Linked DNA regions of Homo sapiens: region 2 is linked to region 1. Evidence: read pairs that join two places in POLR2A ChIA-PET (ENCODE). Cell type or tissue: PC-9. All regions are shown on one strand. Links, peaks and the distances in the headings refer to the core of each region. The heading gives the core; the rest is flanking DNA. Region 1 overlaps LOC107984219 (a long non-coding RNA gene). Region 2 overlaps EPC1 (enhancer of polycomb 1).

Evidence for each region. Peaks named below come from ENCODE experiments on the same cell type or tissue, not always from the same donor. Only the 100,000 strongest peaks of a DNase experiment are listed, where the experiment ranks them.
Region 2: POLR2A ChIA-PET joins it to region 1 with 15 read pairs; 2 of 35 experiments call an interaction of 5 or more read pairs at or near these places.

The regions. Positions count from the first base shown.
Region 1 is chr10:31,959,893-31,965,271 of GRCh38, reverse strand. The region is part of intron 2 of LOC107984219 (a long non-coding RNA gene); the gene reads right to left. Among named protein-coding and RNA genes, the nearest start is that of ARHGAP12, 34 kb to the right of the region's middle. In PC-9, for the core only: no CTCF peak of the experiment used is centred there; DNase peaks (open chromatin) are centred at 1,501, 2,311 and 3,351; H3K4me3 peaks cover 1,874 bases; H3K27ac peaks cover 4,446 bases.
Region 2 is chr10:32,274,073-32,279,451 of GRCh38, reverse strand. The region is part of intron 10 of EPC1 (enhancer of polycomb 1); the gene reads left to right. Among named protein-coding and RNA genes, the nearest start is that of EPC1, 70 kb to the left of the region's middle. In PC-9, for the core only: no CTCF peak of the experiment used is centred there; no DNase peak of the experiment used is centred there; H3K27ac peaks cover 339 bases.

The DNA of each region.
Region 1 (5,379 bases), core at 235-5,234:
GCCCAAGAATTCTTGAGAAAAGAACAACAGTGACTTTAATAAATTCTCAATATTTTTCCTCAAGTTAAAAATCAATTTTAAATTTATTTTTCAGGTACAATTTTTTTTCTATGTAAATCAAGTCAACAGGAATAATGATTACTTACATAGATAGCATTTACTCTCTGCCAGGCACTGTTCAAAACAAATTATTTAATCCTCAAACAACCCTATAAGATAGGTAATTTTATTATTTCTATTTTAAAGATGAGGAGCTGTGGCCAGAGAGGTTGCATAACTTGCTCAAGGACATTCAGCTAATAAGTGGTAAAATTTAGATAAGAGCCACAGTCTGGCTCCAGGGTCCATGTGCATAAGATTATATGATTGTAAAACAATAGCTAGATCAAAAACACAGACATTGGGCTAAAAGCTTTAATAAATTCTCAATATTATTCCTCAAGTTACAAATTCATCTTAAATGTATTTTTCAGGTACGATTTTTTTTTCTGTGTAAATCAAGTCAACAACAGGAATAACGAGTACTTACATAGATGACATTTACTCACTGCTTGGAGAGGAAATCCTGGATTTACTCTGTCGCCCAGGCTGGGGTGCAGTGGCGCAATCTCGGCTCACTGCAAACTCCGCCTACCAGGTTCAAGCAATTTCCCGCCTCAGCCTTCTGAGTATCCAGGATTACAGGCATCCGCCACCATACCTGGCTAATTTTTGTATTTTTAGTAGAGACAGGGTTTCACCCCGTTGCCCAGACTGGTCTCAAACTCCTGGGCTAAAGTGATCTGCCCGCCTTGGCCTCCCAAAGTGCTGGGATTATAGGCATGAGCCACCACACGTGGCCCAGCTCCAGAATTTCTGCTTGAGTCTTTTAAATTATCTCAATCTCTTTGTTAAATTAATCTGATAGAATTCTGAATCCCTTCTCTGGGTTACCTTGAATTTCTTTGAGTTTCCTCAAAACAGTTATTTTGAATTCTTTGTCTGGAAGGTCATATATCTGTTTCTCCAGGATTGGCCCCTGGTGTCTTATTTCATTCACTTGGTGAGGGCCTATTTTCCTGGATTGTCTTAATACTTTCAGATGTTTGTTTGTGTCTGGGCATTGCAGAATTAGGTATTTATTGCAGTCTTCACTGTCTGAGCTTGTTTGTACCCGTGCTTCTTGGGAAGGCTTTCCAGATAATTGAAAGAACTTGGGTGCTGTGATCTAAGCTGTATCTGCTTTAGGGACAATATAAGTTCAGTAACACTATGATTCTTGCAGACTTGTAGAGTTACTACCTGATGTTCTTGGATAAGATTTACCAGGCAGAGACTCTTGTTCTCTCCCTTTACTTTCTCCCAGACAAGCAGAGTGTCTCTCTATTCTGAGCCATCTGAAGCTTGGGGTGGACTAATACAAGCACCTCTGTGGCCATCAGGTATGACTGTGCTGGATTAGAGCTAAAGCCAGCACAGCACTGAGTCTTTCCTAAGGCCTGCTGTAACCATTCCGTGGCTATGGCCTATGTTCACTCACAGCCTGGGGCTCTACAATCAGCATGTGGGAAAGCCAGCCAGGCCTGTGTCTCTCCCTTCAGAGTGGCAAGTTCCCCCAGTCCCCAGGCAGGTCTAGATGCCATCCAGGAGCTAAGGAGTAGAGTCAAAAACCTCAGAAGTCTACCTGGTGTTCTACTGTATTGCAACTGAACTGACACTCAAACCACAAGATGCAGTCCTTCCCACTCTTCCCTCCCCTTTCCAATAGGAGAGGAGCCTCACCCCACGGCCAGTGCCACCACAGGCCCACAAGGAGTACTGCCAGACTACTGCTGATGTTCCCTTATGGTTCAAGGGCTCTTCAATCAGCATATGGTGAATGCTGCCTGGCCTGGGACTCACCCTTCAGACCAGTGAACTCCCGTCTGGCCCCAGGCAGGTCCAGAAATGCTGTCCAAGAGGCAAGTTCTGGAATCAGGGACTCCAAGAGCCTGCTTGTTGCTCTATCCCTCTGCGGCCAACCTGGTACCTAAGGTGCAAGACAAAGTCCTCTTTACTTTCCCCTCTGCTTCTCTAAAGCAGAAGGAGTCTCATCTCATAGCCATCACAGCTAGGAATGTGCTGAGGTTTACCTGAAGCTAGCAAGTCTCAGAGTCCCACCAAAGGCCCCTGACATACTGTTACAGTACATAGCTAGTGAGGCATGAGCAGAGCAGGAGAGGGCACTCCCCTGATAGGAATGTCAGGTGACTATCAGGTGTTGGGAGGCAGTTGTCACACTGTCTCTCTAAAATAGTAATTGGTCACAGCGAGCACCAGGGAAAGGCAGTCTCCCAATAGATAGAAACACTTGAAACTGGTGATCAGCAGATTCCCAATAAGATCTCAGGAGTTCAGTGGGTGGGCTCAAGCATGCATATTAAGAGGCAAAATATCAGAGATGAACTGGTATATGACTTTCCAGGGACATTCCACTAGTAAGGGAAGAATGTCTCAAGTGAGCATGTGTACAACTCCACTACACACTGCACATGCTCATTTCCCAAGTGCTTGCAGGCCACTGCACATGTGGACAGCCCACCCCAAGGGAAGAATAAGGGGAAAAGGAACGTAAGACCCCAAAAGTACACCAATGTATAAAACCCCAAGTCAAAAGGTCAAACTGTGTACTTGTCTTTCAAGTTGCCTGCTTGGCCCTCTTTCAAGTGTATTTCCTTCCTTTTGTTCCTGCTCTAAAGCTTTTTCATAAACTTTCACTCCTGCTCTAAAACTTGCCCCAGTCTCTCCTTCTGCCTTCTGCCCCTCAGTCAAATCCTTTCTTTTGGCCGGGTGTGGTGGTTCACGTCTGTAATCCCAGCACTTTGGGAGGCCAAGGCAGGTGGATCACCCGAGGTCAGGAGTTTGAGACCAGCCTGGCCAACATGGTGAAAGCCTGTCTCTATTAAAAATACAAAAATTAGCTAGGCATGGTGATGGGTGCCTGTAATCTCAGCTACTTGGGAGGCTGAGGCAGGAGAATCGCTTGAACCTGGGAGGCAGAGGTTGCAGGGAGCCAAGATCATGCCACTGCACTACAGCCTGGGTGACAGAGCAAAACTCTATCTAAAAAAAAAAAAAAAAAAAAAAAATTATAATTCTTTCTTCTGAGGAGGCAAGAACTGAGGCTGCTGCAGACCCATAAGGATTTGCCGCCAGTAACACGATTTGGTGCCATGACTGGGATACATTCTGCTACTAACATATTTTGGTGCCAATTGATTCTGATAACTTCCACTGCTCACATACTTTGATGCTGCATGACTCAGATACGTTCCCTTGTGGTAAGACATCTCTATGCCCTGCCTTCTCTGCCTGGAGGCATTCAACCTCCGTACACAATTTTCTTCTTCCTTTTTCTCTCGTGCTTACTAACCAAACCCCAGAACAATTCCTCTTGGCCATATGTGACTCTGTTCCCCTGGGCTGATTGCTCAGCTCACCCTGATTGGTGGCTCACAGGGGTGGGAAGTACCTTGAGGTTCACGCTGAGGCACTAATGGCTTTCCTGGACAAGGGGCTCACAAGAGTGGTAGGGCTAAAGCCTAAAACTGTACAATGTCAGGTTTCTTCTTCTTTTTCAGCTAAAATTTACTAAGAACCCTCACTGCCTATTCTTCTTTTTTTTATGTGTGTGTGTGTTTTGAAATGGCCTTGTGCACCTGCTGGACCATCTGCCTTGGGGGCAAGTCTGCCTCTTTGCTTTCACTTCACATGCCACATGACTTCTTAAACACACACTCCCTGTTATTTGTGTGCCCGTGGCTTTTACTGTGTTTGCATGGCAGCAAAGACACGAGCTCCCTTGCAGATATCCCGAGATTTATACTTGTTCTTACCCTACCAGCTTCCACGACTCTAACCCTTTCCCTGTCTGCTGGCACATGGCCAGGACAGACATTAATTGGAACTCCAGCTCTGCCAGCTCCTTGACTTACCACATGCTTTTTGTTCCTGTTATGTCCCAGGGCCAAGTTTTCCAGTGGGTTTTGAAGTAGTCTGTCCACCTGCATAGGGCCTCACTCTGACGCTTTAAGGATCCCACCTATTGGCTTTTTTGAGTTAGCACTCCACTGAGAGGAAAAGATATTCTTCCTTTGCCATTTGCAAGTTCTTACCCCAAGCCCCAAGTCCTCCGGAGATTACTACTTTACATCAAGAGGGCAAATAAATGGGGCCAGGCGCGGTGGCTCACACCTGTAATCCCAGCACTTTGGGAGGCTGAGGCTGGCAGATCACGAGGTCAGGAGTTCGGGACCAGCCTGGCCAACATGGTGAAACCCTGTCTCTACTAAAAATACAAAAATTAGCCATGTGTAGTGGTGCACACCTGTAATTCCAGCTATTTGGGAGGCTGAGGCAGAAGAACTGCTTGAACCCGGGAGGCGGAGGTTGCAGTGAGCCAAGATCACACCACTGCACTCCAGTCTGGGCGACAGAGCAAGACTCTGTCTCAAAACAAAACAAAACAAAAAACAAAACAGGAGGGCAAATAAATGTTAGGGCTGCTATTTTTGCAAGCATATGAAGGCTTTCCATGAGTATTCCTCTCACTTCCTCCTGTAGCTTCCATTCTCTAATTACTTCTACACCCTTCTCAACGTGCTTCAAGGTCATATTTAAAAGGGAGTCGGGAGGGAAGAACATGGGAAATGGGAATCTGAGAAAAGAGAAAATCACATTTTTTGCTAGAATGCTCCAAATGCGAGTCACTGTAAGGTCATGGAGACAAGGACATAGGTGAGCCAAAGGCTGCAGGGGCAAGAGCCCCATAGGACAGAGATGAAGGTTGGTCCCAGGCTAACAGATTACTGTTAGAACAGAGATGAAAGCAAGGTTAGGGTTACATGGCAAGATCGGTTATTCCAGAACCCCAAGGATGAACAGGGGGCCCACGGTTCACTCTAGTATCTCCTCTCTTCTCAAGTAGGTAATTGTGACAAGATGGAACCAAGGCTACTTGGTAGGACCGGTTCATTCTGGAACCCTAAGGACCACGTGGGATGCCTCATTCAGGATAATAGGAAAGTAGACGAAAAGCCTTCTTTTTCCTCTTTCCCTTTTTTTCTCCTCTGTTCTCTCTTCACAAACGGGTAATTGCATCTCCATACCAGAAGACACACCCCTTGGATGCATCCCCCAAACTGGGAAAAGTTTGATTCCCACCAACCTTGACACAAAAAACTAGTTTTCCTTTGTAATACTGTTTGGCCTAAAAAGGAACTGGGAGGAAATTGCAAAAGTCAGCCTTCGAACCAGTGACCCTGTGCAGGAGGGTCTAAAAATGAACTGGGAGGAAATTACAAAAGTTAGCCTTGGAACTAGTGACCTTGTGCAGAAGGTCCTCAGATTAGCCTTCTCAGT
Region 2 (5,379 bases), core at 279-5,278, 310 kb before region 1:
TTGAGCACTGAATATTTTGTAAGATTTTGTGAATTTGCAGGACCTTGACTTTATTCAAATGTGTTCCAAAATTCATAAGTTTTTTTTCTTTTTTTTTTTTTTTTAAGACAGAGTCTCACTCTGTCGCCCAGGCTGGAGTGCAGTAGCACGATCTTGGCTCACTGCAACCTCCGCCTACCGGGTTCAGCGATTCTCCCACCTCAGCCTCCCGAGTAGCTGGGACTACAGGTGCGTGCCACCACGCCTGGCTAATTTTTGTATTTTTTAGTAGAGACGGGGTTTCACCATATTGGCCAGGCAGTCTCGAACTCCTGACCTTGTGATCCGCCTGCCTCAGCCTCCCAAAACGCTGGGATTACAGGCGTGAGCCACTGCGCCCAGCCTCAGAATTTTTTTTACTATAGAAGGTGGATTATTATATAACATCTGTAGCAGAGTCTGGAGTAGCACCTGTAGTAAAATACATTAATAGTTCTATAGTCATATAATAAAATGCAAGAATATTCACACTAAGAGGAATATTTGACTGCAAATAATCTCATGTTCAGTCATTCACGGCCAGATGAGGTCAGGTCTGGTCATAGTTTGCCAACAAATGAATTAAAACAAACTTTGGTTTTCAAATTAGATTGCTAGATGGCTGATAAGGCTCGTGAACCCTGTCAACTCAATCTCACTAATTAGGAGATCATACTTTAATAACTACCTGAAGAATCATTTTACCTTTTGTTTTATATTAAAATAATGTTTGGCCTGTGTACTAAAAGAAATTTCTAATTCAGGGTCTTTAGGCATTTGGGGTTACTTTTGGTTTTGTTATTAAAAACAAAGTAACGAGGTCAGGAGATCGAGACCATCCCGGCTAAAACGGTGAAACCCCGTCTCTACTAAAAATACAAAAAATTAGACGGGCGTAGTGGCGGGCGCCTGTAGTCCCAGCTACTTGGGAGGCTGAGGCAGGAGAATGGCGTGAACCCGGGAGGCGGAGCTTGCAGTGAGCCGAGATCCTGCCACTGCACTCCAGCCTGGGCGACAGAGCGAGACTCCGTCTCAAAAAAAAAAAAAACAAAAAAAAAAAAACAAAAAAAAACCAAAGTATACATTTTGAGGGGCTAGGTGCTGTGGTTCACGCCTATAATCCCAGCACTTTGGGAGGCCAAGGCAGGTGGATCACTTGAGGGCAGGAGTTCAAGACCAGCCTGGCAAACATGGCGAAAACTCCGTCTCTACTAAAAATACAAAAATTAGCCTGGTGTGGTGGCACACGCCTGTAATCCCAGCTACTTGAGAGGCTGAGGCAGGAGAATCGCTTGAACCCGGGAGGCCTGGGCAACAGAGCGAGACTCCCTCTCAAAAAAAAAAAGTGTACATTTTGGTAATCTAAACTCCATCTTTCACGGCTGAATGTTTCCTTAGCACCCATCACTTTCCCCTCAGCTGCACTCCTTTGATCATCTCAGTTGATCACCTTTAGCTATAAGAGTGCAGTGCACAGAGCAGCAGTCTGAACTATAGGCTGTTCCAGCTGCTGGTGTACCATACCATGGCTTCCCTTTAGTACAAATGGACTCAGAGAGTCTTAGGCCGGGCGCAGTGGCTCATGTCTGTAATCCCAGCACTTTGGGAGGCCAAAGCAGGTGGATTGCTTGAGCCTAAGGAGTTCAAGACCAGCCTGAGCAACATGGTGAAACACCCATCTCTACAAAAAAATACAAAAATTAGCCAGGCATAGTGATGCTCGCCTGTAGTCCGAGCTAGAGCTACTTGGGAGGCTGAGGTGGGAGGATCAGTTGAGCCCAAGGAGGTCAAGGCTGCAGTGAGCCCAGATCACACCACTGCACTCCAGCTTAGGCAACAGAGTGAGACCCTGTCTCAAAAAAAAAATTTCTGCCCAAGAAAATTGGTTACTTAGAAGCTACCAAAACAAAGGTAGTTTCTACTTCTGCCTAAGTATTTCTAGTGAAGCTAAATTCAACAACTTTCTAGATTGAGTTGTTTGAGGATCTTGGTTAGAAAGTTTGTCTATGTATTGAACCAAAAACTGCCTTCTTAAATTAAAACCTGCAGGTCCCTGGTTTGCTCATGGAAGCATACCGAGTGAGTTTGCTCCCCCTTCAGCATCATAATGGCCTTCACCCAGTTGAAGTCCTATCATGCTTCCTTTCCTAATCCCGTTCCTGGTTAAATATTTGGAGCTTTTAATCCTGTCCCACACATAGGATTCTCCTTGCGTAGACCCTTGTTTGTCAGGTGCTCTATGTGTGTGGGCTTTTTAAGCACTTGATTCATATTGTTGGTACCTCAGAAGATAGATTTCTTGTAAATATTAAATCCAAGAATTTTTGTCTATTTTTCAATTTAAAATCTCATTGCTTTGGGGTTCTCTTTTCCTTCCACTGTTACATATGTGTGACCTCAGAAGTTTCTTCATCTCTAGATGAGGTTGTAGGAAGAAATCCTACAATCTCTAAGAGTCCTTCCTGACCTCAAAATTTTTTGGTTTTGTGAAAGGATTCTGACTGTAGGTTTGGTCATCTGTCAACAACAACCATCTTGTCCACCTTTGTGGGAATTACAAACTTGATTCTCATACCATATCAGGAGGTAGACATACAACCTAAAAATGTTCTACCTTGATATCTCAATCCATTCATAGACATTTAGAGAGGGTGAGCATGGTCATTTTTGTCTTATTTCCATTTAGCATTTGGTTAGACTTTCAGGTTATAATGGTATCATGACCTGAGGTTCAGATTTCTTTTGCCCATATTTACTACCTTGGTACAGGTTTTTCTACTCATTCACACTGGGACCTTCTTTAGGAATTGAACTTTATTTCTCAGAAGAATATAAAACCTTAGCATCTCATAGCTGAAGAGGACCTTAATGATCACCTAATTTAATCTCATTCTCATTTTATTTATTTATGTATTTATTTTTAAGATGAAGTCTTGCTCTGTGGCCCAGGCCAGAGTGCAGTGGTGCGGTCTCGGCTCACTGCAACCTCTGCCTCCTGGATTCGAGCGATTCTCGTGCCTCAGCCTCCCGAGTAGCTGGGATTACAGGCATGTGCCACCACGCCTGGCTAAGTTTTTGTATTTTTGGTAGAGACGGGGTTTCACCATGTTGGTCAGGGTGGTCTCAAATTCCTGACCTCCGGTGATCAACCTGCCTCGGCATCACAAAGTGCTGGGATTACAGGCGTATGCCACTGCGCCCAGCCTGTCTTTCTCATTTTAGATGAAGACAGAGTCCCAAAAGATTTACTTTCTCAGGAATACTCAGCTAATTATGATAGAGCTGAGGACTAAGAATGTCAAGGTCTTTTGGCCCCTAGACCATAGTTATTATTACCACCACTTACAGCTTAAGGGTTGCTCTGTGCATTTCTCCTAGACTATTTGCCAAAAGTGTCCAGGAAAAATTTCATAACTAGACTCTGTAGAAGACAGCAATATCTAACAAATAGGCTAACATAGTAATCTAAAATGTTGATTGCATTTTTTTTTTTTTATGAGACGGAGTCTCACTCTGTCACCCAGGTTAGAGTGCAATGGTGTGATATCAGCTAACTGCAACCTCCACCTCCCGGGTTCAAGCGATTCTCCTGCCTCAGCCCCCTGAGTAGCTGGGACTACCACACCCAGCTAATTTTTGCTTTTTCCTTTTTTTTTTTTTAGAAGGAGTCTTGCTCTGTCATCCAGGCTGGAGTGCAGTGACGCGATCTCGGCTCACTGCAAGCTTCGCCTCCCGGGTTCACACCATTCTCCTGCCTCAGCCTCCCAACTAGCTGGGACTACAGGCACGTGCCACCACGCCCGGCTAATTTTTTTTTTGTTTTTTTTTTTTGGTAGAGATGGGGTTTCACTGTGTTAGCCAGGATGGTCTCAATCTCCTGACCTAATGATCTGCCCACCTCGGCCTCCCAGAGTGCTGGGATTACAGGCGTGAGCCACCGCGCCCAGCCAACTTTTGCATTTTTAATAGAGACGGGGTTTCACCATCTTGCCCAGGCTGGTCTCGAACTCCTGACCTCGTGATCCACCCACCTCGGCCTCCCAAAGTGTTGGGATTACAGGCGTGCGCCACCGCGCCTGGCCTTGATTGCATTTTTATTTCCAAGTCTGTATTAGGAAGAAGTTAACAGTTGTTAAGAAGTGAAATTCACAAGATCTTCAAAGACTCAGGATTAAGATGTTAAATAAGGCAAAAATATTTGGACTTTATTCACATTGATTTCTAATTAGCTATTGATAAATGTTTAATTAAACACACACGCCAGCAAAGTTCTACAAAAGAATACTTTCTTTCATATATATGGACTTTAATACATAGACATTCAGTGAATGCTAAATTATTGTTTTTCTATATATGTGATGACCTGACCTTCCAAAAATGGTTTGTTTGCTTTTAAATTTACTGAGCATTCCCTACTAGAAAAGCCAAGGCTTAGGCAAAACACTCAAACTTAGGAAATTAAACTGTAAATCTCACAAATATATTGGCAAAAGTATCTAGTGAGTCAAGGATTCTTACATTTAAATAATTTTCGTGGATTTTTTTTAAACATGAGAAATATTAACTATGAAATTATTTGAGGGCAGCATTGACTTTTTTAGATTTTCTTCAAGTTTTGGTATAACACATTTCTGTTTATATGGAAATGATCATGTTGACAGTTATTTTTATGTCAATATTTAGGGAGCATTCTATTATCAATAAAAATCTTTTCTACAGATTGCAGATTTGTGAATTACGAACATAGTAGGAAAAGGAGCTCATCAAAGGGAAGATATCAACTAAACAGATTTTAACACACACAGAAAATAAGAAAACCAATTTCCAACATTTTTTGCCCTTATAGCCCAAGAACTTAGTTCAACTCAAGTATAAGAACCTGTGTAGATACTAATAACTTATTAGGTTTTCTTGAATATTATTTCACAATTTTCTGATCCATTCAAAACATGGCAGAATTTGTACCTAACCTAATTTTCTAGTTGTACCAGGCAGAAAGTATATCCTGGAGGATAAAGAAAGATTCTTCATGAGTTATATAAGTGAAAAGTATAAAACTTGAAGTGATATTCTAACTAAATTATCAAACTGAAGTTAAACAACAAATTAGGTGACAGTATTTTGAAAACATTAAACTTTAGATTGAGGAAATGTGCATGATTTATAGATTCCCTGGTAGCCAGGGATGCATGATAAATCTTTTTTTGTTTTAAAATAATTCTTACTCAAACATCACAGGCTTCTTAAAGACGCCTTTAAAATCAGAGGTATTGTGATTGTATGTGCTTTTTTTTTTTTTAATTGGCAAAAAAGAGAAAAAGGTTTCCTTTTTAAAAACTGCACACACTTTTTTGGGGGGGT